Linked DNA regions of Homo sapiens: all the other regions are linked to region 6. A link is a loop called in an ENCODE intact Hi-C map of the cell type or tissue named here. Cell type or tissue: mammary epithelial cell. All regions are shown on one strand. Links, peaks and the distances in the headings refer to the core of each region. The heading gives the core; the rest is flanking DNA.

Evidence for each region. Peaks named below come from ENCODE experiments on the same cell type or tissue, not always from the same donor. Only the 100,000 strongest peaks of a DNase experiment are listed, where the experiment ranks them.
Region 1: a loop joins it to region 6, with 11 times the contacts of the local background. A loop is called at or near these places in 89 of 110 quality-filtered maps.
Region 2: a loop joins it to region 6, with 10 times the contacts of the local background. A loop is called at or near these places in 90 of 110 quality-filtered maps.
Region 3: a loop joins it to region 6, with 7 times the contacts of the local background. A loop is called at or near these places in 8 of 110 quality-filtered maps.
Region 4: it touches region 6 in a loop (10-fold over the local background); 83 of 110 quality-filtered maps call a loop at or near these places.
Region 5: a loop joins it to region 6, with 12 times the contacts of the local background. A loop is called at or near these places in 19 of 110 quality-filtered maps.
Region 7: it touches region 6 in a loop (11-fold over the local background); 60 of 110 quality-filtered maps call a loop at or near these places.

Annotation. Positions count from the first base shown.
Region 1 is chr15:68,380,833-68,385,483 of GRCh38, reverse strand. All of the region lies in intron 2 of ITGA11 (integrin subunit alpha 11), which reads left to right. Among named protein-coding and RNA genes, the nearest start is that of ITGA11, 49 kb to the left of the region's middle. In mammary epithelial cell, for the core only: a CTCF peak has its summit at 1,867 (motif pointing right); a DNase peak (open chromatin) is centred at 803.
Region 2 is chr15:68,370,313-68,374,963 of GRCh38, reverse strand. All of the region lies in intron 2 of ITGA11 (integrin subunit alpha 11), which reads left to right. Among named protein-coding and RNA genes, the nearest start is that of ITGA11, 60 kb to the left of the region's middle. RefSeq lists an enhancer at 4,528-4,651. In mammary epithelial cell, for the core only: a CTCF peak has its summit at 2,247 (motif pointing right); no DNase peak of the experiment used is centred there.
Region 3 is chr15:68,923,099-68,927,749 of GRCh38, reverse strand. No RefSeq gene overlaps it. Among named protein-coding and RNA genes, the nearest start is that of SPESP1, 5.1 kb to the left of the region's middle. RefSeq lists a silencer at 349-549. In mammary epithelial cell, for the core only: a CTCF peak has its summit at 2,682 (motif pointing right); a DNase peak (open chromatin) is centred at 2,669.
Region 4 is chr15:68,250,795-68,255,445 of GRCh38, reverse strand. It overlaps a transcript of CLN6 not described here and the pseudogene HMGN2P40. Among named protein-coding and RNA genes, the nearest start is that of CLN6, 23 kb to the right of the region's middle. In mammary epithelial cell, for the core only: a CTCF peak has its summit at 2,335; a DNase peak (open chromatin) is centred at 2,305.
Region 5 is chr15:68,873,633-68,878,283 of GRCh38, reverse strand. No RefSeq gene overlaps it. Among named protein-coding and RNA genes, the nearest start is that of SPESP1, 55 kb to the left of the region's middle. RefSeq lists an enhancer at 2,545-3,152. In mammary epithelial cell, for the core only: a CTCF peak has its summit at 2,260 (motif pointing right); a DNase peak (open chromatin) is centred at 2,283; H3K4me3 peaks cover 340 bases.
Region 6 is chr15:68,304,760-68,308,759 of GRCh38, reverse strand. It overlaps ITGA11 (integrin subunit alpha 11), which reads left to right. Exons shown (of 30, transcript NM_001004439.2): 27 at 1,064-1,174; 28 at 1,317-1,412. Among named protein-coding and RNA genes, the nearest start is that of FEM1B, 29 kb to the right of the region's middle. RefSeq lists a silencer at 1,878-1,967. In mammary epithelial cell, for the core only: CTCF peaks have their summits at 1,923 (motif pointing left), 2,379, 3,406 and 3,832; DNase peaks (open chromatin) are centred at 1,959, 2,479, 2,539 and 3,599; H3K27ac peaks cover 1,257 bases.
Region 7 is chr15:68,548,088-68,552,738 of GRCh38, reverse strand. It overlaps a transcript of CORO2B not described here. Among named protein-coding and RNA genes, the nearest start is that of CORO2B, 29 kb to the left of the region's middle. RefSeq lists an enhancer at 1,592-2,093. In mammary epithelial cell, for the core only: a CTCF peak has its summit at 2,066 (motif pointing left); no DNase peak of the experiment used is centred there.

The DNA of each region.
Region 1 (4,651 bases), core at 284-4,283, 76 kb before region 6:
GAATTTGGGTTGACTGCAAAGGCAATCCCTGAAGAGTAAATCCACAAAACCAGCCGTGGAGCCTAGGCCCAAGAGTGTTGCCCTCTGGCACTGCCACTTCCTCCTCTCCCAACCCAGAGGTTTCCCAGCTCCCATTGCAGTCCTTTCCCACAGGCATAGAGTGCTGTCTCGGGGCACACACAGGCCTTCTGCCTCAGCAGAGGCAGCAAAGGCATGTCCGAGTAGCTCCTCACTACAGGGAGAATCTAGGCTTCGAAATCACAGAACTGAGCTCCCTTCCCAGCTTGGCTACTTTCCAAGCAATGGAAACTCAAGCACATCACATCCACTTTCTGGATCACAGTTTCTTCATCTGTAAAATGGGTATGGTGATGTGAATCCCAAAGGGTTCTTATGAGGAAGAAATAGGAGATGGTGTTTAAGTGTCTACCATGGGGCAGAGGCTGAATGAGTGAGTTCCCTACACTGGCCTATGCCCTGGAGAAAGGGTATGGTGTCCAGGGACAGGTTTTGAGGAAAGGGCCTCTGGGGCTTGTTGTTTGAGCAGAAAGATGCATCTTACACAAGTCTGCCCTTTTTCATCAGTGACAGTGCAGGCTGCCAGGCCTGGGGCAGCCTTGGTTGTTGCTGTGGAAGCCTTTCTGAGCAACATCCTTTGCTCTTTTCCTGGCCTGGGCCCCCAGAACAGGCTCCCAACACCACAGCACATAAACGCTCTCCGCTATTTTCTCTTGGAACAAATAAAATCCGGCATCATGACTCATTCTGGTTAAAGGATAAGTCACTACAGAAGCGAAGCCCAGGATAGGATGAACCACCCAGTGCACGAGAGATAGAGGGAGAGATAGAGAGGGAGAGAGGAAAAACTGTATTCGTGGGGAAACGTTGGCCCAGGGCCCCAGGCCAAGCCACCCAGCAGACCTTGGCAGGCACACACAGACAAGAAGAAAATGAGCTGCAGAGGGCTGGGAGAGTGGAAATCCAGACATTCGTCCTCACTGGCAGGAGCTGGGGCATCTTCAGGCCCTCAAATGCACAAAGCAGCAGTGAGAATGACCAAGGAGAGCACAGCAGCCCCAGAACCAAGAGCGAAGTCTGGGGCACTGTGGATTTAGGATGTGGCCTGCAGACAGCTCCTAAGGTTCCTTGCATCTCTTGGGTGATTTTTTTTCCTCTTCTCTCCTTGCTTTTTCATTCTGTCTCCTTTTTTTTTTTTTTTAATGCCAAACCACACAAGAAAGTCCCAGAAATTGAAGAGATGTCAGTGAGGGTCCAGGAAACTTCTGACACACACACAAACTGGTCAACCAGAGATGGAGCTAATCTCAGCTCCACCCTCTAAGGCCTCTAAGGCCAGTCCTCAGGGCCATAGAACGTCCTTAGTGCTGAACTCGGAAAGGCAGGAGTTCAGCCATTGCATGCTTTTAGAGGTAAGACGCACAATCTCGGTAGTGAAAATATTGAAAAGAAAGTCTCCTTGTTACTAACTTCCAAGAAAGAAAATAAATTTAACGTGGGCAGTTCAGGAAAGCCAGAGGGGTTTGCCAACTCAGCATCTTTGCCACCCGTCTCTTCCCACTCCCCCACCAGCCTCCCCCTACAGCAGCCTGTGGGCTCCCCACAACCTCCTTTCCATTTCTGCAGCCAACACCATTTGTTCTGCGATGCCAACATCCTTCCTAAGTCCAGTGAAGGAGAGGAAATGGGAGCTTTCCACATGAGGTGGAGAATAAAGAAATGTTGAAATTCCCTGTATCTTGAGAGTGGCTTTCTATAACTTCATAGGTTTGAATTTTCAAGGCTGGTACTGTTTTTAATTGCTCCTTGGCACTTTATGTGCAATGATCATAACTGACACTAGGGGGTGCAAGATAGCCCTCCAATGGCTCCTCTAGTCAACCATTGAGGCTTCCTGTAGATATCACTCAGGGTAGCATGTGCTTCCATTCAGTTAGGCTATAAAATGTGAAAAACAGAATTTCTTATTGAAAACCACAAGGTGCAATGTGCATGTTTTAAGGTTATATACAATTAGAAAAACAAATGAAGGTGCCATAAATGCCTTTTCTCACTAATTTTAACTATAATTAATCACTATCTAACCCTTGTTTTCTGCAGGCTTGGATAAAATACCTCTTTCTAACTTTCTCTGACTCCTTCATGAGGAATCAAGGGCTCCTTGGGATTTCTCTTTTTTTTTTTTTCTTTTTTTTGAGGCAGAGCCTCGCTCTGTCGACCAGGCTGGAGTGCGGTGGCATGATCTCGGCTCACTGTAAGCTCTGCCTCCCGAGTTCACGCCATTCTCCTCCCTCAGCCTCCCGACTAGCTGGGACTACAGGTGCCCGCCACCACGCCCGGCTAATCTTTTGTATTTTTAGTAGAGGTGGAGTTTCACTGTGTTAGCCAGGATGGTCTCAATCTCCTGACCTTGTGATCCGCCTGCCTCGGCCTCCAAAAGTGCTGAGATTACAGGCGTGAGCCACCACGCCTGGCTGCTCCTTGGGATTTCAAACTCTTTCAAATAGCTTTTCTTTTTCAGTGCCTTCTCTTCCAAGCAACCACAAAACTCAGACACATAACCAATAGCAAGATGCTTGTTATCAACCTGAGGCCATCTTGACAAGGTTTCTGTCATCTTCTGTTGAATTCCTGCTTTCCCTCTTGAATCTTTTCTTCCTGGTTTATCTGTGATGAGTCACCTTGAGACAATAATGTAGACAGACATGGAAAGAGAGTTGTAGAAAAAGCCAATCAAGAAAAATGGAAACTGGAATGGGAAAAGGAAAGAAGAAAGATGAGATGGAAAATAAAATGCCAACAAGAGAGAAGAGAGGGAAGGGAGGCTGTGAACCCCCAAGGGTAGGGCTTGCCTTTATTCATCTTGGCCTCTTCAGGGGTTGGCATAGGCCCACAGATGGTGAAGAAGAAAGGGAGGGAGAGAATGGTTCCAGACGTCTGGATGTGACCCAAGGTAAATCTTGGGGAAGCCCAAAGCTGGATGTCCTTGTGTTAAAGGGTCTGGAGACCATGGCCCCTGGATGGGAGAAGTTGAGATTTCTTATTTTTTTTAATTTTCCTTGCAAAGTTTGGAAGGGCCCCGCTAAAGTGAACTCAGGCAGGAGACCAGGTGAGTGGTGGCTGGTGGCCCGGCCCAGCTCCGGGATGGCTCACCCTGTGACAGCAGATCCTCTCTGCAATTTCTCTTCTGCCACTTTCCAACTGCCGAGCCAATGATTTTATAACCCAGGAGGAGGACATTTCCAAAAATGTAATGACACACTTCACCCTCCAATGAAGCTAGCCCACAGCCTTTTTGTTTCTTTATGGCTTCTTGAAATAAGAATAAGTCTATAAGAATGACTATTTGTCACAACACAAAGGGAGAGGAGAAAAGTAAATCTGAGCTTTGAACCAGACAGAAAAGACTTCGAAGCAGTCCATGTAAACAATGATTCCCTAATGCAACCCAAGGCCGGCTTCTGTGTCCTCTGCGCTCCTGCACTCCATCCACCTCCCAGAGGTGGGGCGAGGCCTGGGTAGGAGAGTGAGGCCGAAGAGCTGCCCCTTAACTAGCTGGGTGACTTCGCCTCTCTGTGCTGTAGTTTCCTCAGCTTCAAAATTGGAATGTAGCTGGGTGCGGTGGCTCACGTCTATAATCCCAGCACTTTGGGAGGCCAAGGTGGGCAAATCACCTGAGGTCAGAAGTTCAAGACCAGCCTGGCCAACATGGCAAAACCCCATCTCTACTAAAAATACAAAATTTAGTTGGGCATGGCAGTGAGCGCCTATAATCCCAGCTACTCGGGAGGCTGAGGCAGGAGAATCGCTTGAGCCCGGGAGGTGGAGGTTGCAGTGAGCCAAGATGATGCCACTGCACTTCAGCCTGGGCAACAGAGCAAGACTCTGTCTCAAAAAAAAAAAAAATTGGAATGCTGTCTCTGCCTCAGGATTGAGAAGATTAGGTCAAAGTCAGGGATACCTGTAGCGCAATCCCTGGTACCTAATAAACTCCCCCCAGAATATTCATTCATGCATCCATTTATTTGTTTATTCATATAAAGTGCTTTGAATGGAGAGGCACACATGTCCCACTGTTTATTTCTTGGTTGGGCATCCTGTCCTCTATTCCCGTATTATCTGTTTTCCATCATCTTAAAGCCTGGTGATCACCTGATAAAATAATCCAGGGGTTCCCAAAGCTGGCCACAAAACAGAATCACCTGTGAAAGGTCAAAAAGAATACAGATATCTCAGTCAAGTCCAAGAATTACAAAGACAGACCCTCTAGAGGTGGTGCCTGGTAATCCCTATTTTCAAAATCCCCAGGTGAGTCTAATGCCCAGCCAGGTGCTGGAATCACTGACTTAATTTTTTCTAAGAGGTCTGTGAGTTCCCATGGATCCATAGGTTAACTCCGTTCCAGGCTTACACTGAGAGTGGCCCTCAGTGCCTGAATCCAAAGAGGGATGACCAATGGCAAGAAGTTAAGAACCCCAGAAAGCAGGTAGGGGCAACCTGACTGGGTGACAATGCTGTGCTTGTCAGTCATGTAGGCATCCAACCGTCTGTCTGTACTTAGGACCACTTTAAGTAGAGTTCTCTGGACAAGTGAGGCAAGAAGGGAGAGGACTTGGAAAGTCAGAAGGGAGGA
Region 2 (4,651 bases), core at 399-4,398, 66 kb before region 6:
CAAACTGCTCTGCCAGCCCCAAAGCTGTCCTGGAGATCAAAATCAAGTGCAATTAAATTGCATTGAAAGTGATTCATTCAAATGAAAAGGATAACCAATGATAATTGGATTTCCCGGGATGTGAGGTTGAGGCCTTGCAGAGGGAGGCTGTGAGGCCCATCAGGGAGGGGATTGAACCCACATTCTTCCCTTCCTGGGCAGTCCATGCCAGCCTCTGGTCTCAGGATCTCCTGCAGAGGCAAGCTCATCCTTGGAGGTTCCTTCTTCCTTCCCCTAGCATCCAGTGAGCTCAATTCATGGCCTTGGCTCATTTCATCTGCTGGGGAGCTAAGCTGCTCCTGCCTGCCTCAACAGACACAGCCTGTAAAAGCCTGACTGGGCCTAGAGCCCCAGCCCTTGCCTCTAGGCTTTCTGCCCTCCATGGCTTGGGGGAAGCACCACCCTAGGAGTCAGGACACCGTGTACTAGTCCAGCTCTGCCACTGCCTGTCTGAGGCCTCAGACACAGCACTTCTCTCCCTGGCCTTGGATCCCACATTTGAGGCTGGCCCAAGGAACCTGCATGTTTCCTCCCAGCTCTGATGTCTCGAGGCCTGTTCCCAGGTAACCAGAAACATCTGGAATGCAGGGTTCCCTGTCTAAGCAGCTGTTATATGTGGGATGCACACAGGACAAAAGGGTTTCTGTTGCCACAAGGCTAGGCCAGGGGAAAGTTTTATGCATTCAGTTAAACAACAAGAGAGAAATAATATACATGGTGCTGGTGATTCCACCCACCACTTACTCAGTAAGTCCAGGCCCCAGGTGGAGCATGAGCTAGGGGATATGAATCTGCTTCTCCCTCATTGGTCTTGGTTGCCATGTTTCTCTTATAGCATAATAACATATGGAATTTCTAAGAGTAATTTTAACTATGTGCACTTTTTTGCCTTGTACACTCTAAACATTAGGATGTTTTAAGTTATAAGTACCTAAAAACTCACAGACTTACTATGCAGTAAAAGGTAGTCATTGAGCCTATGTCTGAAAAGCCCAGTGGTAGTTAGGCTGCAGGTACAGTTTGATCCAGGGGTTCAAAGCATCAGCAGGACTTCAGCTCCTTCTCTTCATGCTTCTCTCAGCTCTCCCACTGTCAATGCATCAGCTCATAACCCTCATCATCACAAGGTGGCTGCCAACAGTTCCAGGCCTTGCATTCACTCACTACAGCATCCAGAGAAAAGAGACCACCCTGCTACCTGCATCCCAAGCACAAGTCTTGAGATTCACTTGATTGGGGAGATTTAAGTCTTTGTCCCACCCTGACTCAATCACTGCAGCTGGGGGATAAACTCTCCTAACCTGAGCTATGTGCTCCATCCCTGCAACTGGGAATAGAGTCAGAATCCCTGGATCCTCAAACAGAAATGAGTACTGTTGGGAAGGAGGAAATGGAAACCAGGGAAGCAGTCAACATTGACTTTAGCATGGAAGCTGGGTCACTCCATTGAACTCCTATGCATGGAAAGTACTCGATTTCTCAACAACCCTCTTTCCAAGGATTGAATTCAGGGGCTTCTCTTAGGCCTGAGGCAAAGCCAAAAGCCCCCACAGTTGCTCCTGCTGCAGACTGTCACACAGAAGGTTAGGTTGGTCACTGGGCACCTCTTTGCCGAGTGCCTTCAGGACCACCCTACTCTGGTGCAGTAGGGCAGTCCAGGACATCTTAGACCTCAAGGAATCATGACACTACAACATTGGCCACACCAGGCAGCAGGGATTACAAGCCAGTTTATGTGAGAAAGGCCAGGGTAATCACCGACGGCTTCCTGGAGCAGGTGGGAATTTATGCTGGATTTTAAAGGGATGATCTCCAGGGTGGGGTACACACACCACAGGGACTATGCTGGACTGTATACTGCAGTACAGAAATAAAATAAATGTGAGTTCTATTTAGGTTTATATTTTATCTGAAAAAAATAGAATTACTAACATTTAATATACAGTTTATTAAAATTGGACAGTTTATGCTGGTATAATTTACATATACACTTACACATAATTAGGGGTACATATCATCTTTTTTCTTACAGGAGATTGAATTTTAAAAGTTTAGAGACCAAAACTGCCTGGAAGAATGGAGCTGAGGATAAGCAGAATTCAGGATGAGTCCCCAAAGAGCCTTGTTGGAGAGGGTGTGAGGTAGAGTCAGGTGGGAGGGCACTGGAGCCAGGGGCCCTTTGTCTTAGTCTGGGTCCTGCAGGGAGCCAAGGAGCCCAGCAGAGGGCTTCCAGAGTGCCATGTCCGGCCTTCCAGAGTGCAGTCTCCACAGGGACCATCCTCTCTTGGCAAGGCCCTTCTTAGAGGTTGGTCAACAGGGAAAGGGTCCTACAGGGCTGTGGCTGGAATGTCTGTTGCCCATTTTCCCATCCACCGAAGCCCTGCTCCCTGCGCCTCCGCAGGAAGAATGCTGGGAGCCCGCAGCCAGTGACTCACAGCACACAGCCAATGGAAAGGGCCGGATGCTCGCCACGACCTTTGGGGTTTGCTGTGCCGTCTGGTGCCCACGCCAGGAGGTATAGGGTATCAAGCCCCCGAGAGGCGTAGCAGGCCCTGAGGCTGCAGAAGGCTGTATAAGCCTGAGGCTGCAGGGGGTGGCAGGGGCTGCCAGACCCCAGGCAATTTGGCTGGTCTCAGTGGTGACGTGAACATTTTCCCTGCGCTTCGGCAGTTATCCTCTCAAACTGGGACTGAATCATGTCCTCCAAACCTCAAGCCCAACAGGCACACGTAATGCCCAGACTCAAGAATGGAGAGAAGGGCTGACCCAGGCCCTCTCTTCATGGCAAAGAAACATTTGGGGCAATGCAGAGGAAGCTGTCCCAGGAGAACTCCAGTCCCAGCCCCGCAGCAAACCAACTGTGGGGCTGGGTCAGCTCCCCTCTTGGGGCCTCAGTTTCTGCAGCTATATTATGGCGACAGTAAGCCCTGCCCTCCTACCTCATGAAGTACTATGGACTCCCAGAGAAATGAGGTCTGGGAGAGTGGAGATGGGACCCAGGGAGTGGCCCTTGTTCTTTGAAAAGGACAAAACCGGTCTCATTGCAAATTTGAGGTCACAGTGACTTAGTGAATTTACTACCAGATTGTCCCATCTCAGCCACTGCCAGGACACGTGACTTTTCGGAAGCCACCAGTCTTTGCGCATAGCTTGCCTAGATATGGCCCCTTCTGTTTCTCGGTGCCTTTCTTTCTTTTTCTTTTCCCCGAGATAGAGTCTCGCTCTGTCACCCAGGCCGGAGTACAGTGGCATGATCTCGGCTCACTGCAACCTCCTCCTCCCAGATTCAAGTAATTCTCCTGCCTCAGCCTCCCAAGTAACTGGGATTACAGATGCCCACCACCACGCCCAGCTACTTTTTTTTGTATTTTTTAGTACAGACGGGGGTTTCACCATGTTGGCCAGGCTGGTCTTGAACTCCTGACTTCAGGTGATCCACCTACCTCAGCCTCCCAAAGTACTGGGATTACAGGCATGAGCCACTGCACCCAGCTGGCCGTGGCTTTTCTAATCTAGAACATGCTGCGCCTGATTCTCCCAGAGGCACCCTGAGAGGTGCTCCTCCATCTGGCAACAGTGCCCGGGAGGAACGTGTCCCTCAGGAAGACTTGGTCACGTGTCAGGTTAACCTTGAAAACTGGAGCAGCCCCAGAGAAGTAAGCTTAGAGCCCAGGGTTCTCTTACTGACCTTTTTCTTTCTTTCTCTCACTTTCTCTCTCTCTCTCAAGAATGGAGCAGCCTTGACCACACAATCACTTGCAGAATTAAGTAGCCAAAAATCACCTCGTCTAGACAAACAGATGTTATGGGTCCAATTAATTTCTGCCGGTCAAAAATAGGCGGGCTTAATAAGGGGATATATATAGAATCTGCCATCATCTGGCTCCCCAGGGGAGAAACCTCAGCTCTTATTTCATAGACGCTTAATTTCAAACAGAGTTCTATAACTCCCACTTCAGACCTGGCTTTCCTTCCTGACAGCGCCAAGGTGGACCGGGGCAGGGAGAGCAATGGACCACAAGAAGCCACTTAAGTGCCATGCAGCCCGAGCCTCCCGGCCACCTCCTCCCAACCATCTAACTCCGCTGGCATGTGGTGGCTTCTTCTTTGGGCCATGTCACCAGGCAGTGGGAAGCTGCTGGAAGAGCAAGGTCTAAAGAGCTCCAGAAAGTCCAACCTGTCCCTGTGCCCCAGATCCCACCATCATCTGTTCTCCATCCCTCGGGATCGAAAGCCTTTCGGGGCTCTTGTGGGCTGTGGTGTCCCCTCCCACACACAGTACCGCTGTCCCTGGGAAGGGTTACCGTTCTTAGCCACTGTTAGTATGTGGCCTGAGCAGAGAGCCAGACCGGCACCCAAGGCCTAGAGGGCCCCAGGTGTGCCAGAGTCACGTGCCACAGACCCAGTGGGCAGGTCAGAATCCTGGGACACTCTGGGCCCCCGTGATGGGGCTGCTCTCTGGTGGGTGAGAGATGAGGCGTAGAGGGCCCTGGAGAGCACTAAGGACAGGACCTGGGGACCCTCCAGTCTGAGGTAGAACTCTCCCCAGCATCAGTGGGGGTGAGTCCACAGCCGCACCTCCAGGGTCGCAGGCTTTTCCTCCAGGGCACGG
Region 3 (4,651 bases), core at 379-4,378, 620 kb before region 6:
TAATTGATTCAGATATTTTAGGGTGACACTATAGCTAGTCAACAAGGGATTGTTATAACTTGTGCATTACTATTTTGATTGGGGGTTGGAGAGTGTAATAAAGCTCTGTGGATTCTTCATAGTCTTTTCTATCTTGCTCACCCTTGTTCTAAAGGTTAGGAAACCAATGTGAAGATTCTGCCTTATGTCCTTTAAATGTACACTCAGGAATTGGGGAAAAAACACTGGAAGGGTTTAGGGTTCCATCGAACTTACTGTAAGGTGGACTTGGGTTAAAATTCCTTTAATTACTTCACCCCTGTAAACCCCACTCTAACCAGTGAACTACTGTGGCATACTGCGATTTTCCTTTTTTTTCAGTGCATATTTATCCCTAGATGATCACTGGTCCCTTTGGAGAAGGCTAGGAGTTAAGAATCACAGCACATACTTATCTCATTGTATTACTACTGAATTCGTCAAGGGTTTCCTGCTTTCCCTTCACTTAGGAGACTGGATTTGTGAAACACACTGCAGTTTGGGGATTGAATGAGGAACTGCAAGTGAGAGGTTCAAGTAGGATGTCTTTTAGGCCCAGAGTTGGAGTCGTTTTTCCCTTGTTTGGTTATAAAAACCCCAATAAGACTTTAGCAGTTTTCATCTTGTTAACCATTAAAAAGGAAACGGTGAAATAGCCAAGGTATATCCTAATTGTGGAATTCCAGTTTAAAAAAAAAAATGTTGTAGCTCTGTACTCCATGGTCTATGTGCTAACATATAAAATTCTCTAAAATATGGTGTTGAGTAAAAAAGTTCAGAAAAACACATATATCCACTTATGCAAAATTACACCAGTTACATATTTCCATGAATTCATCTGAAATCATTCTGGAAGGAAACACAGTAAGCTGATAATAGTGCTTACTTCCAGAAAGAGAAATGAGATTGGAGGAGAACAGGGGATTTTGAAGGGAGAATTTTGCTTTTTACTTTTTCTTATCCCTTGAATTTTTTGAAGCAAGATTACTCATGTAATTAAAAATAGAAACAGTAACTTTTTACAAAATCTAGTGAAGAAAGGAGGGCTAGTGGTAGAAATGTCTTATTATGCCTCATGTTTTCCTTTACTGACTTCACTGAAATATTTTTGAAGTGGCTAATTCACTACCCAGAGAAAAGTAGCCTGCATTTCTGCTTCACCTCTGGATTCTGTAGACTGTTTTGATAGGTAATCAAACAGTATCATTTACTGTTATGACTTTTTTTCAGGGATGTATTTTATCTCCCCTTTATAGTTGTTTTTATGCTGTCTATTTTACACAACACCTTGCTGGTGCTCAATAAAGACTTAATAAATAGCAACACATGCTCTTCCAACCTAAAGGAAAAGAATCCTTCCCCACTTTCCCCCACCCTCTTCCCCTAGAGCTGTCAAAATTCTGTTTCAAGGCTCAAATGCCACATCTGCTGGGAATCTCCCCTCCATCATCCCTCCAGTTAGAATGTATCATATCTTCCCTATCCCATATTTTCATAATGCTGTATTGTAGCCATTATTTCACCATAAATTCTGTATTTTATGTTTTTACAAGCCAGGCTTCTCTAGACCAAGGTCTTTGAGGGAAGGAATCTGATCTGAGTTATCCCTGCATCACAACCTCCTAAAACCCAGCCAAAGTAGTGTGCATTCATCAGGTGCTCAATAAATGCATATTTGAGTTCAATTGAAATCAAAAGACTGGGAATTTTTATAGAATCTTAAAAAGATCGCTGGGAATCTTGTAGAATTTTTACAGACCCTTAAAAAGAGCTAACAATACTAACCCAGCTACAGTGACAACTTCCAGCACAATCTTCAATCTCCAGAAGAAACTCCTCATCTCGAAGTGTCTTAACTCTATTATTTAAGTCCAGGTGAAACGAATAACAGGTGGTCTCATCTGTTCTTCTCTCTGTATATCATGCAAGTAATTCTAGACAATAAATTCCTGATTGTGAAACCACTATGTCAAAATAAATGTACCAGTTTGCATATCCATCAATAGTATAGTAACTAATACTGAGTGGCATCATCTTTGAAGACCAGTCACGTCAAGTGCCATATCTTGTTTTAACCTGTTTGACTTTGTTTTTCAGTGTAGCAAAGTGTTCTGCCTACTCTCCCTGTTCCCACCTTGGATTTTCCCTGTATTCCTTCTAGTATACATCTAACCCCACACTTACTGTTTTTTATTCTTTCTCCTGTTAACCCAAGTGATGAGTTAATAGGCTATGGGTTAGCCAGAGCTATATTTGTCTCCCTAGAAGAAGTATATTTGGGAAGTCCCTCCCCTCTTATCTTAGGTCACTTCCTTAATCCTTTCTTACCCCGCCCACCCCACCCCCCTCCCCGCCCCGTCCCGCCCCGCCCCATTCTCCTGGGACCAATGCACTGAGCAGCTAGGACCACAGCTCTAGCTTAATTAACACCAATGCAGTTTTTTACATCTCAGATCTCAAACATCATGTCTTAACAGCTCTTGGCCCCATGTGTGGAAAAATAGTTGAAATTAAATACTATTAAATGAATGAATACCCCAATCCCTCCATGCATTTATCCATCCATCCAACTATTCATACATCCACTCTGCCCTTGTAAAAATCACTGTAACATTATCAGCATGAGAGCACCGGCAGCTTTGTCAGAGAAGGACTTCAGCCACCCGGGGGCAGTAGAGCCTCACCAGTGGCTGGGATGGCACTTGTGGTTACATCAGAGCATCTCTCCAGCTGTGACTCTAGAAACTGAATTTTGATTTTGCTGCAGTAGATCATGTTTTGCTATTGTGTGTTTTGCTTTACTCTCATGCACTTGGAACGTACCAAATAGCATGTAATAATGTTTAAGTGATTTAATAGTAATAGCCTTTGTTTTCCAAAGAAGATTTTCTTCAGTGCCGGCTACGTAGAAGAATGTTACATCCAGTCTTTTCTCTGACAAAGCTAGTCCACATGCAGTTACATTATAGATAGTCCTTGGCTGAAATCAATTCATGAAATGAGACCTGGGAGCACACAGAAGAAGCAGGCTGACCCTTGGGAATGCCCACTGTCTGCACGATCTGCCCCACCTGATGTAGGCAATATACACTTTTTAAATTTTTTAAAAATTGTATTTTTTTAACTTTTATTTTATATTCGGGGGCACATGTGCAGGTTTGTTACATAGGTAAACTCGTGTCATGGGAGTTTGTTGTATACATTATTTTATCACCCAGATACTAAGCCTGACATCTGGGCCCTGAATAGGCTCTGTGGGATGTTTTTGATTAATAAATGGATGGCAGAGGAATCCTGGAGTGTAGATGGTGATCGCTGGGAAGGGGTTACAAGTGTGTGAACCTCACAGGATTTTTAGCTCTGTCCAGGAAAACCCTCTTTCCTGTTGACTCTACCAAAGTCAGTGTGCATCCCTGTGAAAGTCTGAAAGTATAGCTGGGGACTTACAGAGATGCTAGGACAATGATTTATTGTCCTGTGGACTCATCCAACTAGGAGGGTCCTGGAATTCTAAAGGAATACTCAATACAAATTTAATTTGTATTCACTTAGCTTTTGTAAAATTATGTCCTCACTAAATAGAAAGATTCTTAAGGCAGAGACCATGTCTTTTTGTGTTTGTACCCCAGGGACTTTTCACAGTGCCTGGCAGAGTTTGGACACTACGTATGTGCTGAATAATATGTGAAATTTTCTGATGGGTGCCACGAAGTCAAATAGAAGATGACTTTGGGTAAGGAGAACCTTAATCTCTGAATCTCATTGTGCTTATCCCTAAAATAAGAACCCTTTGTATTTGAATTATGCTTAAGTCTAAACCTTACATATAGATCAAATATATTTCCTTTTACACTCACAAGCATACTGGGAGGGTAGGCTAAACAAGTGCTGTATGAGCATCCCAGTTCCACAGGTGAGAAAACTGGGACTCAGACTAAAAGACCTAGCCAGGTCACTCAGCCACATCCTGATGAGCTGAGACTACAAGACCCAGGTCTTTTGACTCTCAGTACAGCACACTTTGACTATACCTTTGTGGATTACAGGGGATAATTGGACTAGTCAGTCTCTTGGAGACTTTCTTCTAGCTTCAGAAATGGTTCTCAGGCCACACTGAGAATTAGTTCAGAAACTTTTTAAACATAACCAATAATCAAGACTGTGTGGTATTGGCAGAGGAGTAGACACATGTATCAATGGAACAGAATAGAAAAATCCAGAAATAGACTACACAAATATGTCCAAGTGATTTTTCACAAAATGCAAATGCAATTAAATAAAGGAAGGATTGCCTTTTCAATAAATGGTACTGGAGCAATTGGATGTGCACAGGTAAAAACATGAACATCAACCTAAATTTCACACTTTATATAAAAATTAACTCAAAATGGATCACAGGTATAAATCCATAAAACTTTAAGAGAAAAATAGGAGAAAATTGTTATCAGCCAGGTCCAGGTCTGTTCTGCCCATGCACAGTAAGTCAGTCACAGTCACCTGGATTTGCAAAAGACAAAATATTTATTTACAAAGCTGCCAGGTGAGGAGGTGGGAGACCAGCTCTCAAATCTGCCTCCCCAAAGATGAGGCTTAGGGATATTTATGGGTTAGGGAAGTGGGGTGGTCTAAGGTG
Region 4 (4,651 bases), core at 237-4,236, 54 kb after region 6:
GAAATGAAAATGGCAGAATTTATCTGAAGATCCACAATCTAGAAACAGAACCACTGCTTTTTTGAGGGGTTCCATCTCAGTGGCATCACTGGAAAGGCTAGATTGCCTGACACACCAGTAACCAATTATTGGGGGGGGTCAGGTCCAACAGGTGTCTGGGTTTAAGGGAGTTAAATCTATGCTGAAAGGTGGAAAGGGAGAAGAGGACATAGAAAGGAATTTGTTTTTCCGTCCCACGAGGCTTTTGTGCCAAGGGACCTTGTGTGTCAAAGTCAGGGAATCCCCCTTCCTGGGAGCCAAGGGCAAGTCTCCCAAAACTAGAAGGGAAAAGGGTTTTCCCCACATCAACCTAGCTTCGGAGACATTCTGTTAGTGACATATGCCCCTTTCCCAAAAAACACAGTGAAGTGTTCTGTGTGCTAACAACATAGCTTAAAAAAAAGGTAAAACAAAATTCTGCATTTTTGTAAAACTTGATAAAAAATAGCATTTCAAACTGTACAGTCACCAGAAGTACACAGTTATCAAAAATGCACACACTTCACTTGGCATCTGCAGCACCTTCAGCTTTCTGTGTCTGGTCTGTTTGGGCATCTCCATTTTCTGCAGGGTTATTCCCCTCCTTGCCAGCTTCAGCTTTTCCCTTTTCCCTTTTGGTACCTTCTCTCCCTTCTTTGCAGGGGCCTTTTTAGGTTTGGGCTCTGGCTTTGGAGGAGCAGGTTTAGCAGAAAACCTCGTGGATCTTCTCTGTGGTTTGTCCTTCATCTTGGTTTTATCTCCTTTAGCATCACCTTCAGCCTTTCTCCTGGGCACGGTGGTGGCGGCAACGGCGGCGGGACATAGGCGCTGGGAGCGTGGCTTTGATCTGTCCTGGGGTCGTTCTCACCTCTTTTTCACACTGCTCAAAATATTATCATTTCAACATGTAATCAACATTAAAATTTATTAAGAGACATTTGACCTTTTTTCATACTAAGTCTTCAAACTCCAGTGTGTATTTCATACTTACAGCACATCTTATTTCAAGTGCTCCCTTGCCACGTGTGTCTAGTGCTATGGTAGCAGACAGGGCAAGTCTAGAGAGTGAAGCTGCAAGTGGGTGGCTCACCACCATCCAACTTAAGAACGAGAACATTACCTGCTCATGCATCCACCTGTATGCTCCCTATGCCCCTTTCGTATCGTGCTCTCTCTCCTCACCAGAGATAATACTGGCTTGAATTTCATGTCGACCATTTTCTTGATTTTTAAAAAAATATGTAGTTTTGGCCGGGCGCGGTGGCTCACGCCTGTAATCCCAGCACTTTGGGAGGCCGAGACGGGCGGATCACGAGGTCAGGAGATCGAGACCATCCTGGCTAACACGGTGAAACCCCATCTCTACTAAAAATACAAAAAAAATTAGCCGGGCGCGGTGGTGGGCGCCTGTAGTCCCAGCTGCTCGGGAGGCTGAGGCAGGAGATTGGCGTGAACCCGGGAGGCGGAGCTTGCAGTGAGCCACTGCAAGCGGAGTTTGCGCCACTGCACTCCAGCCTGGGCGACAGAGCGAGACTCTGTCTCAAAAAAAAAAAAAAATGTAGTTTTATCATAGGCATAGGTATTACCAAAGAAGATATTGTTTAGTTTACTTGAGATTTATAGAAGTTAGACTTTATGCTGTTTGTGTGTCGCCACTGGTGGCATAATATCGGCGGCTAAAAAAGAAGTATCTGCCGACATTTGTGTCACTGTCACATCAATCACATCATGTGAACAAGCTATTTGGCACCAGACTTTCTGTGAGTGATTTTGATGACTATTGCATTGCTATTTTAACATTGATTGTTACTAAATTTTAAGTATTACTTTATATATTGCAATAGTGTCATCAGACATTATTAAACAGTGGTTCTAATGCTAGTGGTGAAAAACACAGCTCCAAAATGTTAGACATAAAAGTGCAAGTTAGATGTGTCAATTGCCATGAGGGACTGTCCTCCCGCTCCATGTTATTAATTTAGGAATGAATGCCTTGGGAAATATTGGAACATTCTGAGAAATAAAACTCAGCATTCAAACAGAAACACTTCTAAGTTTGCAAAAATAGTTACATAACCAGGCAGAAAGAAAGGAAAAATAAAAACAAAAAACCCGGTCACGTGGCTGCAAGATCCATGCCACAGTGATGTACGCCTGAGATGCTGTGGTTGTGCATTTAAACACTCTGAGCACATCAAGCCCTATTTTATATGTATCCGCATGGGGAAATTAGAATGCTGCTAGAAAGCTATTAGGTACATGTCCATTTACACCAGCCTTTCCCATTCAGGATTTATTTCACTAAGGTGCTAGCCTGCCATGTAGTGGCGAAAGAGGGAAACTACAGCTCTCTTAAAAACTATAGTATTTGATACATCAAAAGAACAAATGCAACATGAAATGAAGACTTAGAAACTCGCCATTCAACTTAAGAACTAGAACACTGCCTATTCATGCATCCACCTGTATTCCCCTTTCCTGTCTTGCTCTACCTCCTCACCAGAGGTAATACTAGCTTGAGTTTCAGATTGACTATATTCTTGATTTTTAAAAATATGTAGTTTTATCATAGGCATAGATATAACTAAACAAGATATTGTTTAGTTTACTTGTTTGAGCTTTATGCAAGTTTGACTTTATTTAGTTTTCCACAGTTTGCCTTTTTCATACATTATATTTGACCAGGTTGATGTGTGTAGCTATAGTACATGCACTCTGTGAATATATCACTATTTTTCCATTTTCCTATCAGTAGACATTTGGTAGACCCCAATTTTTGGTAAATAGTACTGCACTGAATATTGTTATGCTTGTGCAAGAACTTCCCTGCAATATATCCAGTTCAATTTTACAAAATATTGCCAAAGTGTTTTTCAAGATTGTACCAATTTACACAATATTGGTGGTATAAAAGAGGTTCCACTGATACATATCTTCACCAGTACTTGCTACTAAATTTGTTAATTTTTGCCAATAGAGTTGGAATAAAATGCTTATTGTGGCATTTATTTATATTTACCTGATTGTCAATGAGGTTGAGCATCTTTTCATGTTTGTTGGTAATTTATGCTTCCTTTTTTGGTAAAGTGCCTATTCATGTATTTTGCTCATCTTCCTACTGGTTTGTCTTTTTCTTATTTTAAGATTCACACAAGACCGGGTGTGGTGGCTCACGCCTGTAATCCCAGCACTTTGGGAGGGCAAGATGGGTGGATAACCTGAGGTTGGGAGTTCAAAACGAGCCAGACCAACATGGAGAAACACTATCTCTACTAAAAATACAAAATTAGCTGGGCGTGGTGGTGCCTGCCTGTACATCCCAGCTACTCGGGAGGCTGAGGCAGGAGAATCGCTTGAACCCGGAAGGCGGAGGTTGCGGTGAGCCGAGATCACGCCACTGCACTCTAGCCTGGGCGACAGACCAAGACTCCGTCTCAAAAAAAAAAAAAAAAAAAAAAAAGATTCACACATACACACACACACATACACACGCACATGCTAGATCTTTTTGTCAGTTCTACATGTCACAAATACCTTCTTCCAGTTTTGCATTTTTGCAGTTAACAACCTTGCTGGACTCTCTTATTAATTCTAATAATTTGTCTGAACATTCTTTTGAGGTTTTCTATATATGCAATTATATTACCTACAAATAATGACAGTACTGTTTTCTGTCTTACCCTTCACCTTATTGACTAGAAGGGGTGATAGCAGACATCTTTGCCTTATTCTGTTTGTTTGTTTGTTTGTTTTGAGACAGTGTCTCACTGTGTCACCCAGGCTGGAGTGCAGTGGGGCGATCTTGGTTCACTGCAACCTCCAACCCCCAGGCTCAAGCGATTCTTCTGCCTCAGCCTCCCAAGTAGCTGGGATTACAGGTGTGCACCACCATATCCAGCTAATTTTTGTATTTTCTGTAGAGAAGGGGTTTTGCCATGTTGCTCAGCCTGGTCTCGACCTCCTGAGCTCAATCCATCCACCCGCCTCTGCCTCCCAAAGTGCTGGGATTACAGGTGTGAGCCACTGCGCCTGACCTTGTCTTAGTCTGCTCTTAATGGAACAATGTTTACAGTGATCTACCATTAAGAATGATGAAGATTATAGGCTTTTTAAAAATAACCTTTAACAATAGGAAGTTTCATTTTATTTCGGCTTTACTAAGAGCTTTTGTCATAAATGGATGTTAACTTTTACTGAATGCCTTTACTATATCTATTGAGATAATTATATAACTTTTCTCCTTTAATCCATTTAATGTGATGGACTAAAGTTATGGATTTGATGTTAGAGTATAAGAATGATTTACATTCTTATACTCTTTGGATAAATCCAGCTTAGCCATCATAAATTGTCTTTATTACATAATGTTGGATTCAGTTTCTTAATATTTTGTTTATAGTATTTACATCCATGTTCATCAGAGATTCTGGTCTGTTATTTCCTTTCTCATACAGTCCTTGATTAGTTTTATATTAAGTTTATACTAACCTCATACAGAGTTAAGAAGTATGCTTCTTTTGATATTCTTTGTAAGAGTTAGTATAAAATTAGAATACAAATACAGTCCCCAACTTATGATTTTTTTACTTTATGGTGATTTGAAAGTAGTTCACATTCAATAGAAACTGTACTT
Region 5 (4,651 bases), core at 408-4,407, 570 kb before region 6:
ACACAATATAATGTAATATCATGGCTTTTGTTCTGCTTGTGGTGTGTTTTGTCTCCTTTCCAAGGTAGAAAGTTCTCTTCCTTCTGTATCCCACACAGCATTTATCAATGTGCTCAGTAAAGCCTTATTAAATAAATAAAGCCTCATGCAACTCTCCTTAAAGCAGAAGGGCCTTCTCCCCTCCAATACTCCTATGCCAAATCTAGTGAAATCCAATTGTTTCTTCAAAATTTTGTTCAAATGTTATTTCCTCTGGGAATCTTCCTCAGACTCGTTTCTTCAATTACAATTTGAAAAATGTTTTACCTCTCTTCTCATAACACTTTAAACACACATTCTTATACCTATAATATAATATTTATTTTATTATAATTACTGCATTTCAATTTGTCGCTTGTCAGCCTTCGCCTCTAGCCTACATTCCTGGAGGACAGGGAGCCAGGCATGTCACCCATCCCTCATGATAATGCAGTTCTTCACACCCACCTAAGCCTTGCAACAGCAGGTACTCAATAGGTATGTCAAATTCAGTTGAAATTAAAAGGATAAGAGAGGTTGTTATATGGAAATTTTTCTACACATGAATCTTCTTTTATGTAATCCCACATGGAGCGATCAATGGTAATTCAGCCACTGAGACAACGTCCCACACAATACTTACTCTTCCTCTTTAAAACAAACCTCTCCTCCCAAAGGGGTTATGATCCTGTTCTTTAAGCTCAGCCATACTCCCTTTCTCTGCTAGACTCTCCACTTATCTATGCCCATCATTCTCCAGGGGGACTTCCTAACAGTGAATTTGCTGGATCAGAGAGAAGAATCTCCATTCTCATCAAGCACTATGTATTATACGCCTTTGCCAATTGGCCTGACGAGACATGGCTCCTTTTTGTTTAAAGTTGCATTTCTTTGATGTTCAGCGCTCCATCTTGTCTTCCTCCTCGACCTTCACGCACACATCTTTTGCTGCCCTCAGGAGCAACACTTTCCTCCTTTTAATGTTTTCACATTACCCTGATGGAATTAACAGGCAATCATCGTCAGTCATCCAGGGATCCGATTGTCCACTTGGGCAGGAGGCCAGAGCCATATAAAAGAAGGCCTACCTCCAACTTCGTGGGCCACTTGCCTGACAAGAGCAAGGAGACTTGAGGCAACTAGCTGTGTCAGTGCATCAGCCTGGCCTAGTTAACTCCAGCTCACTCTTCAGACCTCACTTCAAAAGGCAAGTCCTCAAGCGTTTGCTGACTTCCAGATGCACTCAGATTGTCCTATTCTGAGCTCTAATGATTATTTTTTCATTGTATGTTTATTTCACTAATATTTGTAATTTACATGAGGACAGGGCACTGGTCTTTCTGTTGCTCATCATCTCCTATCACAGTGCTTAACACCTAGTAGGAGCTCAATAAATATTTGCAAAATGAATCAAACCCATCAATTTGTAACTCTAAATGAAATCCCCAGGGCCGGGCATGGTGGCTCACAGCTGTAACCCCAGCACTTTGGGAAGCCAGGGTGGGTGGATCACCTGAGGTCAGGAGTCTGAGACCAGCCTGGCCAACATGGTGAAACCCCGTCTCTACTAAAAATACAAAATTAGCCAGGCATGGTAGCGCATCCCTGTAATCCCAGTTACTTGGAAGGCTGAGGCAGGAGAATCGCTTGAACCTGGGAGGCGGAGGTTGCAGTGAGCCGAGATGGTGCTATTGCACTCTAACCTGGGCAACAAGTGCCAAACTCCATTTCAAATAAATAAATAAATAAATGAAATCCCCCTAGCAGTGGTTATCCCTGTCTGCACATTAAATCACCTGTGAAATTTCTTTTAAAAAAATAATACTAATGTCTATCCCAGCAGTAGACTTTTTTTTTTTTTTTTAAGACGGGGTTTCACTATTATTGCCCAGGCTGGAATGCAACCGCAAGGTCTCGGCTCACTGCAACCTACGCCTCCCGGGTTCAAGCGATTCTCCTGCCTCAGCCTCTAGAGTAGCTGGGATAACACGCGTGCACCACTAAGCCCGGCTAATTTTTGTATTTTGGGTAGAGACGGGGTTTCACCATGTTGGCCAGGCTGGTTTCGAACCCCTGACCTCAGGTGATCCGCCCGCTTCTGCCTCCCAAAGTGCTGAGATTACAGGCGTGAGCTATCAGTAGAGCTTTTAAATCAGAATTTCCAGGTAATTCCTCACGTGCCACCACGGTTAAGAAACTGATGATCTGTGCCAACCTCCTTGACAAGGAAGGCCATTGGCCGCCAGGGGGCGCGCAAACAACACCAATAGTTCCAGAAAGCTACTTGCAGCTACACATGGACTTCTTTGATGAGTTCGTCCTTTCAGTGACAATTTTAGATCTGGATCCGTTTACACACACACACACACACACACACACACACGATCCTGCTTCGTAACATAAAAAAAGTGAAAATGAACATCAGAGGCATGGTGACTTTTGTAGGTTCTGCCCCGCAAGGGCGAGGCAGCATGAGTTTGGATTGGTTTGTTTGTCTTTTTGTTACAGAGTCTCGCTCTGTCCCCCAGGCTGGAGTGTAGTGGCGCGATCTCGGCTCACTGCAACATCCCCCTCCCGGGTTCAAGCGACTCTCCTGCCTCAGCCTCCCGAGTAGCCAATACTACAGGCGCACAACACCACGCCCGGCTAATTTTTGTATTAGCAGAGACGAGGTTTCACCGTGTTGGCCGGGCTGGTCTGGACTCCTGACCTCAAGCTCAGTCCGCCCGCCTCCGCCTCCCACAGTGCTGGGATTACTAGGCAGCATGAGTTTTTAATCCTTGACTGCAGAGCATTGAATGGGCTCCGCGGGCTACATTGTTTAGTTTTAACATGCGAAGGGCGAGACATTCTTGGCTAGGAGGGAATGCAGTGGATGGGCACTAGCCTTGGATCTCTTAAGGCAACCCCAAGTCAATGTCCAAAGTTTTAGGTGCTTTATCTTAAAATTTAACGTGAGCCACTACTCACTTTGTCACCATTAAGTGACAGCTCTACTCCCAAAGCTTTGTGCCCCAAACACCAGCGATCACTTTGCTGGCAGAAGTTTGGTGCCAGAATACCCGACTCTGTGCCTGAATAGTCAACTCTTCTAACTTCAGGGCCTTCTGTGCACCAGGCCCGGTGCTAGGAATTTGAGTACATCCACACATTAACTCGCTAGCTTTTAACTACCACCCTGCAAAATAGCTAGTAATGCCCCATTTTACAGATGAGGAAACCTGAGCTCAGAGAAGTTAAGTAATTTGCCCCAGGGCACACATATCTTCCGACTCTAAGGCGGTGGTTATAGCCAAGTCAGACAAACCTGGGATCCCAACTGCACCACTGACAAACCGTATAAACTTGGACAAGCCGTGTCATCTTCCTGAGGCTCCATTTCTTCATCTGTAGGAGGCAGTGTTATGAAAATCAAATAACATACATGCACGCAGCTGTTCAGATCCCTGAACACAGAAGGCACTTCATAAATAGGTATGTCTACCTGTGTTTCTGTCTATCCTTTCTTCTTTCCTTATTCTTTCCAACCAGAATGAGATGGGTTATCAGTTGCTGGCTCTGAAAGGGAGCATGGTCCACCATTCTATCTTCTGAATACTTCCAGCTCTGGCACTCACTGCTGTGTGGGGGGGCCCCACTTCTTTACCTTCCCCTAGATATAAAGGTGAGTATTAGGAAGAATTCCAAGATGGTTAAGTGTTCTGGATACTGAAACACTTACCAAGAGAGGAAATTTCTTCTCAGGAAATTCGTAGTTCATCTAGTGTCTGGCTGGACACGTGATTGCCCAAAAGCAGGAGGTGGGGTCTTCACATTGTCCTTCTCGAATATACCCCACAAGAATTTCACACATTATAGCAGTTGCCCTCTAAAATTTTTCGTTCTAAATTGTTTGTTGTCTGTCATGGGAGTTGACATTTTTAAAGAAAACTTTCATAATGTTCTTTTAAATATACACAATGGGGCCGGGCATGGTGGCTCATGCCTGTAATCCCAGCACTTTGGGAGGCCAAGGTGGGCGGATCACCTGAGCTCAGGAGTTCGAGACCAGCCTGGCCAACATGGCAAAACCCCGCCTCTACTAAAAATACAAAAATTAACTAGGCATAGTGGCATATGCCTGTAGTCCCAGCTACTTGGGAGGCTGAGGCAGGAAAATCACTTGAAACCAGGAGGCAGAGGTTGCAGTGAACTGAGATTGCACCACTGCACTCCAGCCTGGGGGACAGAGTGAAACTCCATGTAAAAATAAATTTAAAAAATAAAAATGAACAAATAGATACAATGGAAAATAATTGCTATGTAATTTGATTTCCATTATCTATTTAAAACATACATGAGCTAGCTTATCCTTAACAGTCAAAAATGTTACATCTTTTTTCCTCCTTCAATTCAAAATTTTACATAAAAATATATCTTTATGTTTCAAAGTTTTTTAAATTGATTACCATATTATCCTTATGTATAACTAAAATATGGGAAATTTATTTTAATTTTAAAATTTCATATGATTCTAAACATTAAAAAAAATCCAGATTGAGTTATCATTGCAAGTATCATCTGTATAAAATTAAACAAAACATCAAGTTATAAATTTTTTATTAGGTATAAAATGTTGAATTACATTAACTAT
Region 6 (4,000 bases), core at 1-4,000:
TTTCTTTTCTTTTCTTTTGAGACAGAGTCTGGCTCGGTCACCCAGCTGGAGTGCAGTGGCACGATCTCGGCTCACTGCGACCTCCGCCTCCCGGGTTCAAGTGATTCTCCTGCCTCAGCCTCCCAAGTAGTTGGGACTACAGGCGCGTGCCACCACGGCTGGCTAATTTTTTGTATTTTTTTAATAGAGACGGGGTTTCACTGTGTTAGCCAGGATGGTCTCGATCTCCTGACCTTGTGATCCGCCTGCCTTGGCCTCCCAAAGTGCTGAGATTACAGGCGTGAGCCACCATGCCCAGCCCTCTAGTCCTTCTTAAAACAAGTTATCCATTTGCAAACTGCTGATTTCTTTGTGATATCATCCCCATCAACTTTTTATAAAGCATCAGTGATTTCACTGTTCTTTCACTCAAGTTTCACCATAAATTTGATGTTTGTTTTTGCTTCAATTTTAGCAGAATTCATGTTGCTCAGATAGGGGCTCTTTTCAAACTGATGTCTTATCTTTCTTAGTGCCTCAAACTAGATCCTGTTCACATAGGTTACAACAAGTTAATACGAGTTTATTTTGGGGCAAAAAAAGTTTTGGAATCCATGCATAATTTTTCCATAATACACATTTTCCATGAACTTTATGAAGACCCCTTTTATCTGATTCAGGAAGTTCCCTGGGAGTTTTTATCATGAACAGAAGTTGGACTTCCTAAAATACTTTTTCTGCATCTGTTGCAGCGATCATAGAATTTTTTATCTTAATGTGTTTATATGGTGATAGGAAACATTTATAGATTCCCTAATGTTGAACAAAAGTTCTGTCCCTGGAATATATCCAGGCCGGTCACAATGTACAGCTTCAAGTGGAGCATCAGATATACCATCCTTCATTTGTCCTTCAGTCATCCCCTGGCAGACGCAATGCACATGTCCCCCACTCCCAACTTTCTCTTTGTCCCCTGTCCTCTGCCCCTGCCCCCAGGAGCAGAGCCCCAGTCGTTCAAGCAGTGTTGCTGCCCCCTGCTCCCCTAGCCCAGCAGCTCAGCCCTGAGACCCATCTTCTCTTTCAGAATCACAGCAACTCTGATGTCGTCTCCATCAACTGCAATATACGGCTGGTCCCCAACCAGGAAATCAATTTCCATCTACTGGGGAACCTGTGGTTGAGGTCCCTAAAAGCAGTAAGTAGAGCCCCTGGGCTGGGCTGGAAGGAAGAAGGGAAAGGGGGCGGCTGTTGGGATGTCTTCCACCTGGGGCTGCCTGGGGAGGGGACGGGAAGAAAAGCTTCCAAGCCAGCTTCTGACGAGCCCTCTGATTGCACAGCTCAAGTACAAATCCATGAAAATCATGGTCAACGCAGCCTTGCAGAGGCAGTTCCACAGCCCCTTCATCTTCCGTGAGGAGGATCCCAGCCGCCAGGTGAGCCCCTGGGAGCCCTGCAGAACTGGGCTTAGGCCGGACAGCTTGGGAAAGGGTTGGCCGTGCTCCTCTATAGAGTTTTCCTACAACCCCTGGCTGCATGTCCCAGCAGGAGAGAATCAGGCAGACCTGTGGGCTGTTAGGGCAGCCGCTGAAAAGAGGGAAAAAAGCAAGACAAAGCCTCAGGGGCAACACTAGGGAAGGTCCAGAGGTCTGGTGTGAACTGAATTTGTGAAGACCAAAGGATGGGAGATGCCTCGGTATCAGCCTCTGTTAGTTGCGTAAAAGCAGATTGTTACAGATTACACTGGCTTCATCCAGGGTCCAGGAAAGGAGTGAGACTCTGTGAGACCCAACGAGAAGTGAGGTCTTAAAGAAAAGCCCATTCCTGGAAGAAGTGGCAAAGGAAGAAAAAAGAAAAGAAATAAATTTGTAAAAGAAAGCAAGCAAGCAAAGCCCAGTCCTGTGGAAATAGACAGGGCAGCCGGGCGTGGGACGCTGCTGCCCTCCACTGGCCACACCCCAGAAATGCCAGCTTGGGCTCCAGGCAAACATTCCTATTACAGAGGCGGAGTAAGCTCCCAACACCACCCCAGGGAGATGCTGGAGAGCAAAGAGGCGGGGTCAGGAAGCATCCCTTATAAAACAATCCAACAAAAACCAATCACAGCCAGGGCAGGGGGATGCCAGGCAGAGGGGTATCAGGATCCACCTAAGGAGCTTTTTTGTTTGTTCATTCATTTGGCATTTGTTGGGTGTGTCTCCTACGGCTTGGGCCCCAAAGGGGAAACAGAGATAAATTAGGCAGACAGGGAAACAGTGACAATAAATGGGTGAGTGCAGTCTGGGGGTGAGCACAGGCCCGGAGGGGAGCGATTCCGAGCGAGGGACATCCCCGGAAAGCTTTCTGGAGACTGTTTGAACCGAATCTTGAAAGATGCTGCAATGTTCCCAGCATCCAAGAGAGGGAGGTGTGGTACAGGCACCCCCGCTCCCCCACACATACCCTGCTCACACACACAGAGAGAGAGAGAGAGAACCCTTCTTCTCACATTGATGCTTGTCTTTTAGGTGACTTTTCCTTCTTCCACCCCCACTCAACCCCCCAAAAAATTCCTCTATACTCTCTGGATGCCTCACTCCCTTTTTTTTTTTTTTGAGACGGAGTCTTGCTCTGTCACCCAGGCTAGAGTGCGTTGGCAGGATCTCGGCTCACTGCCAGCTCCACCTCCCAGGTTCATGCCATTCTCCTGCCTCAGCCTCCCGGGTAGCAGGTATTACAGGCGCCCGCCACTACGCCTGGCTAATTTTTTTTTTTTTTTTTTAGTAGAGACAGGGTTTCACTGTGTTAGCCAGGATGGTCTCGATCTCCTGACCTCATGATCTGCCCGCCTCGGCTTCCCAAAGTGCTGGGATTACAGGCATGAGCCACCGTGCCCGGCCATGCCTCATTTCTCTTTTAGAAATCCAGCAACCCCAAAATTAAGCCCCTGTATGCTGGGCTGTGTGCTAGGTGCTGGCGCTGGGGAGGCAGAGCCAGGTGCCCGCCTTGAGGGACAGAAAGAGCACACATAAGGGCCCTGCCATTTGCTGGCCCCCAGCTGTGTGCTGAACATGGTGACAGACCTCTCAACACTGTGAGGCACTGTCCCCACCCCCATCTCTCAGGTATGCACACCGAGGCATGTGAGATGAGGCAGGAGGGACAGTGACTTGCCTCAAGTTGAACAGTGAGTCAGTGGCCAAAGGAGGGCTCTGTCTGCTGTTGCAGGTGGTCCATTCACTCCACATGGCTCTGTCTGCTGTTGCAGGTGGTCCATTCACTCCACGTGTTAGCTGAGCTCCTGCTACATTCCCGGCACGGCTCCAGGTTCTGAGGATAGAGCAGGGACAAAACAGACAAAGCCCCCACTCTCCTACAGCTGACATTCCAGGCAGGCAATAAACATAAATATAAACGTTATCAACTGGTGATAAGGGCTACCCAGAAAAAGGCACACATCTAAGGGTGGAGTGCCAGGGGGTGCTGTTTTATACAGGGGAGTTGGGAAAAGCCTCTCCAATAAAGTGACATCAGACAGAGACCATGAGGAAGACAGGAGTGTCTCGTGGCTGCGTGAGGGAAACCCTTGCAGGCAGAGGGAATAGCAATGCCTACAGCAGGCACGCCATGGCATGCATGCTGGAGGCCAGGTGGCTGAAAGCTGGAGTAAAGCAAGAGGGAGCAGGAGGTGAGGTCAGCAAGACAGGTGGGACCCGAGAGGGGAGGGCCTTGCAGGCCAGGGCCAGGACTGCACTTTTTACTTTGAGCTTGAGCAGAGCAGAGCAGAGCATAAGCCTGCCTTCCTCGTTAGAAGGATCCCTCTAGTTGCTATGCTAAGAACAAACTGCAGAGGGGAGGCAGTCGGGCAGCGCTGTAGTCTCCAGAGGAGATGTGAGGGCACTCAGGCCCAGGAGGTGGGAGTGGTGGCCACATTCCAGGTGTTTCCAAGGTAGAATGGACAGACTTTGCTGCTGGGCTCCGTGTGGGTGTGAGAGTTAGGGTCAGTGATGGATACATGGCTTCTGGCCTGAGCAGCGCGGAGGGA
Region 7 (4,651 bases), core at 247-4,246, 240 kb before region 6:
CTGAAGGAAGCATGCGATTCTATGATGAGGAGTGATGGAGAAGGCAGGGAAAGAGGGAGGAAAGGTCTTCATCACGGTATAGGGGCCTCCAGTGTGTGCAGGAGGCAGTCTGCAATGGGGGAGGACATGGCTCCAGCCAGCTGGTTTTAAAAAGACTGGAGACTCGTAGGCACACACTCTGCACACAGACTCCCTCTGATGGGGTTGTCACCGAGGCAACAGATAAAGCTGGTTACCCAGCAACAAGGCCCTGCCCCCCCCACCCCCCCGCGTCCTCCTATGGCCATGGCTGCCCCTTGGGAGTTTTATGCCCTTTCTAGATTGCACCAGTGTTTAGATGGAACCAGATTTCCTCTGTGTCCAAATACCAAGGATAAGCAGATGAACAGGGGTCCTTTTGTGATTCTTGTGGTCAAGGGTCATGGATGAAGCATCAGAAGAGATGGGGGCCAAGGTGTCCCAGGCTGGGAGAGCAAAACAAGAGGATGTTTTGGCCTAATTTTTCCTGGGTGCTTTAGTTTTTCCATTTGTACTAAAGTACCCCTGGAAGAATGCCAGTCTGGGATCAGGAGACCTGGTTCCAGGGCCTGAATCTGCCTCTCACTTGCTCAGCATTTTGAGCAAGCAGCTTCCCCTCCTTGGTCCTCAGTTTCCCTATCTGTGAGAGGACACTTTGGGGATGCTGATGACCAAAGCCCCTTCTGGGTTCCAGAACCTCAGGGGTAGAGAAGAAGCAGGCATCTCCGTGCTCCCTGCCAGGTCTCCCCCGGCCCCCACCCACCCATCCTTGCTGCCATGTCTGGGTCTTGATGTATGGGAGGAGAGGGGAAGGTGGGCCATCGGTTCTGGGCCTCACTTCCATGAAGAACCCCAAATAGACTTTAGATCTCATCATCAAAGAAGTTTTAAGAGTCATTGTCATGTTTTATAAGTGAAAAGTATTAATTTGTCATTATAAACATTTAAATTAAACTGCAGTTTTTGTAACTCTATTTGCCACTTTTCATTTTAAAAATAGACCTTAGTCTAAAGGATAGAAGGCGCCAGGCCTTTGTCCATCTTCAAGAGCCCTGGTTCCTGCTGCCCAGGGTCCCTCACAGGGGCTCTGGGGGTCTGGGCTGCCTTCCGTGGGAGAAGGAAATGACATAAGACCTTCAGAGGAGTAAGGTGGTTGGTTAGGGCCAGGGCTGTGGGCACAGGAGGGGCCCAAGTGTTGAGGAGATTCACTCCTCAGGAAAGAGGAGGCCGGGGAGGCCCAGCTTGGGGACAGCCTCCGGGAACAGTTGTGGTGAGCTGCGCCTCTTCACCCACAGCCCAGTGGGAACTTTGAGGCAAGGCTCTCAAAGGTGAGATGAGCTACCCTCATGCCAGGTTGGGCCTGGGCCTGCGGGGAGGACCCCTGGGGGTTGTTACCTGGACCTCCTAGTTCCCAGCCCTTTGAGAGTTAGGGGTGAGGTAGGCTGGGGGTCAGGCACTCACACAGAATGAGCCCCCGAGAGCATCCTGGCTCCGTGCCCTGTGAGCGGCCCCTCTCTCTCCATCACACCTTAGTTTCTCCCCACGGCACCCCTGTCTGCCCACTTTGGAAAGCGAGTGCTGGGAAAGGCTGAGCGAGGACCTCCATTCAGGGTCACCCAGGGGCGGTCAGCCTGGGCCCTCTTCCCCCCAGAGAGTCAGGAACCTCCTCTCCACCAAGACACACACCCAGTGTGCTGCGAAAAGCTGGTCATCCCAACCTCTCTGAGGATCCCACGCCCATCCTGGGGGTGGGTGGGGTAGCCCATAAGTGGGAGGGAGACTGGAGGTGTGGGGAGGCTCAGGTGTCCCCCTCTGGGAGGCAGGTGGGCTGCGTTCGAGTCCTGGCTCTCTCATGGCTGCAGGAACACAGTACAGCCATTTTAGTCTTGGGGTCCCCCTTTGGGAAATGAAGAGGCTGAGCCCTCCAGAGCCGCCTGCATCTCAGATGTGTTCTGGCTCCCAAGCCACCCACCTGCCTCTTGGAGAAAACCTTCCCGCAGAGCGCCTGCAGGTAGATTTGTTCTGAGACAGCACCACCTGCTGGACATTCTGGGTAGGACGCCTGTCCCTTCTAAGGTGAACCCAGAATCCCAGAACTCGGGGGCGACAGTAATAACGGTCCCTAAAAAGTACCATTGCATCTTCCATACTTTATACTTGGATCATATCATTAAATCTTTACAATCGACCATAAGAGATGGGTGCTATCGTGGTTCAATTTTATAGATGATGAAACTGAGCTTGAGAGAGGTTAAACAACTTGCCTAAATTGGTCGGGGTGTGGCTGAAATTCAGTGCAGTCATTCTGACTCCTTAGCTCCAGAGATCACTAACCAGGCCCCTGGCTTTCAGAAGGGGTCCTGAGGCCCCTGGTGAGCTACTTGCCAAAACGTCATGGCAAGTCAATGACAAAGGTGGGAAACAGACTAAATCAACTAGCTGGGGCATTACATCCCGGGGGTTCTTTTAAGCTCGTCTTTGGGGTCTGACCCACTCTGTATTTTCATGCTGGTAAGAAAGAAGCAGCTTCAAATTCGCCCCAGGCAAGCGGGTTTCTCCTTAGAGCACCCCCAGCACACCTGAGACCCCGCACGCTCCATCCACCCCTCAGCTGATTCCACCTTCCGCAGGTTTGGAAAACCTACCAAGTGTGGTTTGCAGCCCGCAGGAAGCAGGAAGCAAAGAACTTGCCAAGATTGAGAGAAGCTAAGTAACTTGCCCACGGTCACCAGCAACTTTATTTATTTATTTATTTATTTATTTATTTTATTTTATTTTTTGAGACATAGTCTTGCTCTGTTGCCCAGGCTGGAGCGCAGTGGCACAATCTCAGCTCACTGCAACCTCCATCTTCCAGGTTCAAGCAATTCTCCTGCCTCAGCCTCCCAAGTAGCCAGGATTGCAGGCACATGCCGCAATGCCCAGATAGTTGTTTTGTATTTTTAGTAGAGACAGGGTTTCACCATGTCAGCCAGGCTGCTCTCGAACTCCTGACCTCAAAGGATCTGCCCACCTCGGCCTCCCAAAGTGCTGGGATTACAGGCATGAGCCACTGTGCCCAGCCACCAGCAATTTTATGCAGCAGCTGGGAACAGAATGTAGTGACCCAGCTTCCAGCTCAGGGCTTTCCCATTCCATCCTCCCCATGGTCCCTTCACCCTGACTCACAGGGGGCCTGGGCTGGACCAGTCAGGGCTTAGCCAAGGGCCAAAGTGGGAGCAGGAGGGAAGGAGCTGGAAGTCCATGCTCAGGACAGTAGGAGGTTTTGGTACCACGAGAACAGACACATAAAAACAACCAGCCAATCCATAAAAAGACAAAAACCAACCAACCAATTAAAAAAAAACCCCAAACAATCCCAGATCATGGAAGACCCCAGTGTAAACTCCAGGAAGGAGGACTGACAAAATTGAAAAGTGCTAAAGCAAATTCTCAAAGAGCTGCACACTACATAGCAATATGGCCTGTGAGCTGCAGTTTTACTGTAAATGGCCGTTAAAACAGAAAGACCAGAGGTAATATACCAATACATGAACAGTGGTTGTTTCTGAGTAGTAGGATTGTGATTTTCTCCTCTTCTTGACAGTCTATATTTTCTAATTTTTCTGCAAAGATTCTGTATTGCTCACGTAATAAGAAAAAAATTATTTGTAGAAAGGAAGGAAGAAGAGGAGTATCTTTATGGTTTGGGAAAGAGGAGAAAGAATTTCTGAAACAAAACATAAACCAATAGGAAAAAATTTAACAAGCTAAAGATATTTGCCATATATATAATCAACAAGGGACTGTGATATGATATATAAAGAACTCCTGTCAATCGATAAGAAAAAGATATACAACTTAAGATAAAAATGGACTAAGAATATATGTATAGGTAATTTGCAGAAGAGGAAATCTAAGTCATCAATAAGCACATGAAAAGTTGTTCAACCTCACTGGTTGTACCACTTCTCATTCATCATGTTGGCAAGAATGGAAAAGTCTGAAAGTATTGAGTATCAGGAAAGATTTGGAGACATTAATACTCTCATATGCTGCTGGGAGGAGTGTAAATTAGTAAGACCGCTTTGGGGAGAAATTTGACAATAAGTAGTAAATTTGAAACTGCACATAGCAGTTTTGTTTTGAGATATATTCCTAGAGAAACTTTCATATGTACGCACAGGGAGATGTATGTGCTGTGGTGTGCTGGAACTGACTTGTACAGCTTGCAAGACTGATAGTGTTCAATTCTTCCCAACTCTGCATTTAGTGATGTCCTGTTGGCAGCTTGAAATCAGTCATGGCGGGAGTGTTTCAAGACAGCTGATGGTTAAACATTTGCCAGAACACCACTGCAAATAGGTTATTTGCAGCTTTGTTTTTAAGAGAAAAGCATTGGCTAGTCTAATGTAGACTGGCCATTAGTAGAAGAACAGGCGAACAAAATGTAGTATTCTTATTCTATAAAATAGTGTACAGAATTTAAAAGAAAAGAATTAGATGTATGTATCAACATGGATTGATTTTTTAAAACACACACACACACACATATATATATATATATTTTTAAGATGGAATCCTGCTCTGTTGCCCAGGCTGGAGTGCAGTGGCATGATCTTGGCTCACTGCAGCCTCCGCCTCCTAGGTTCCA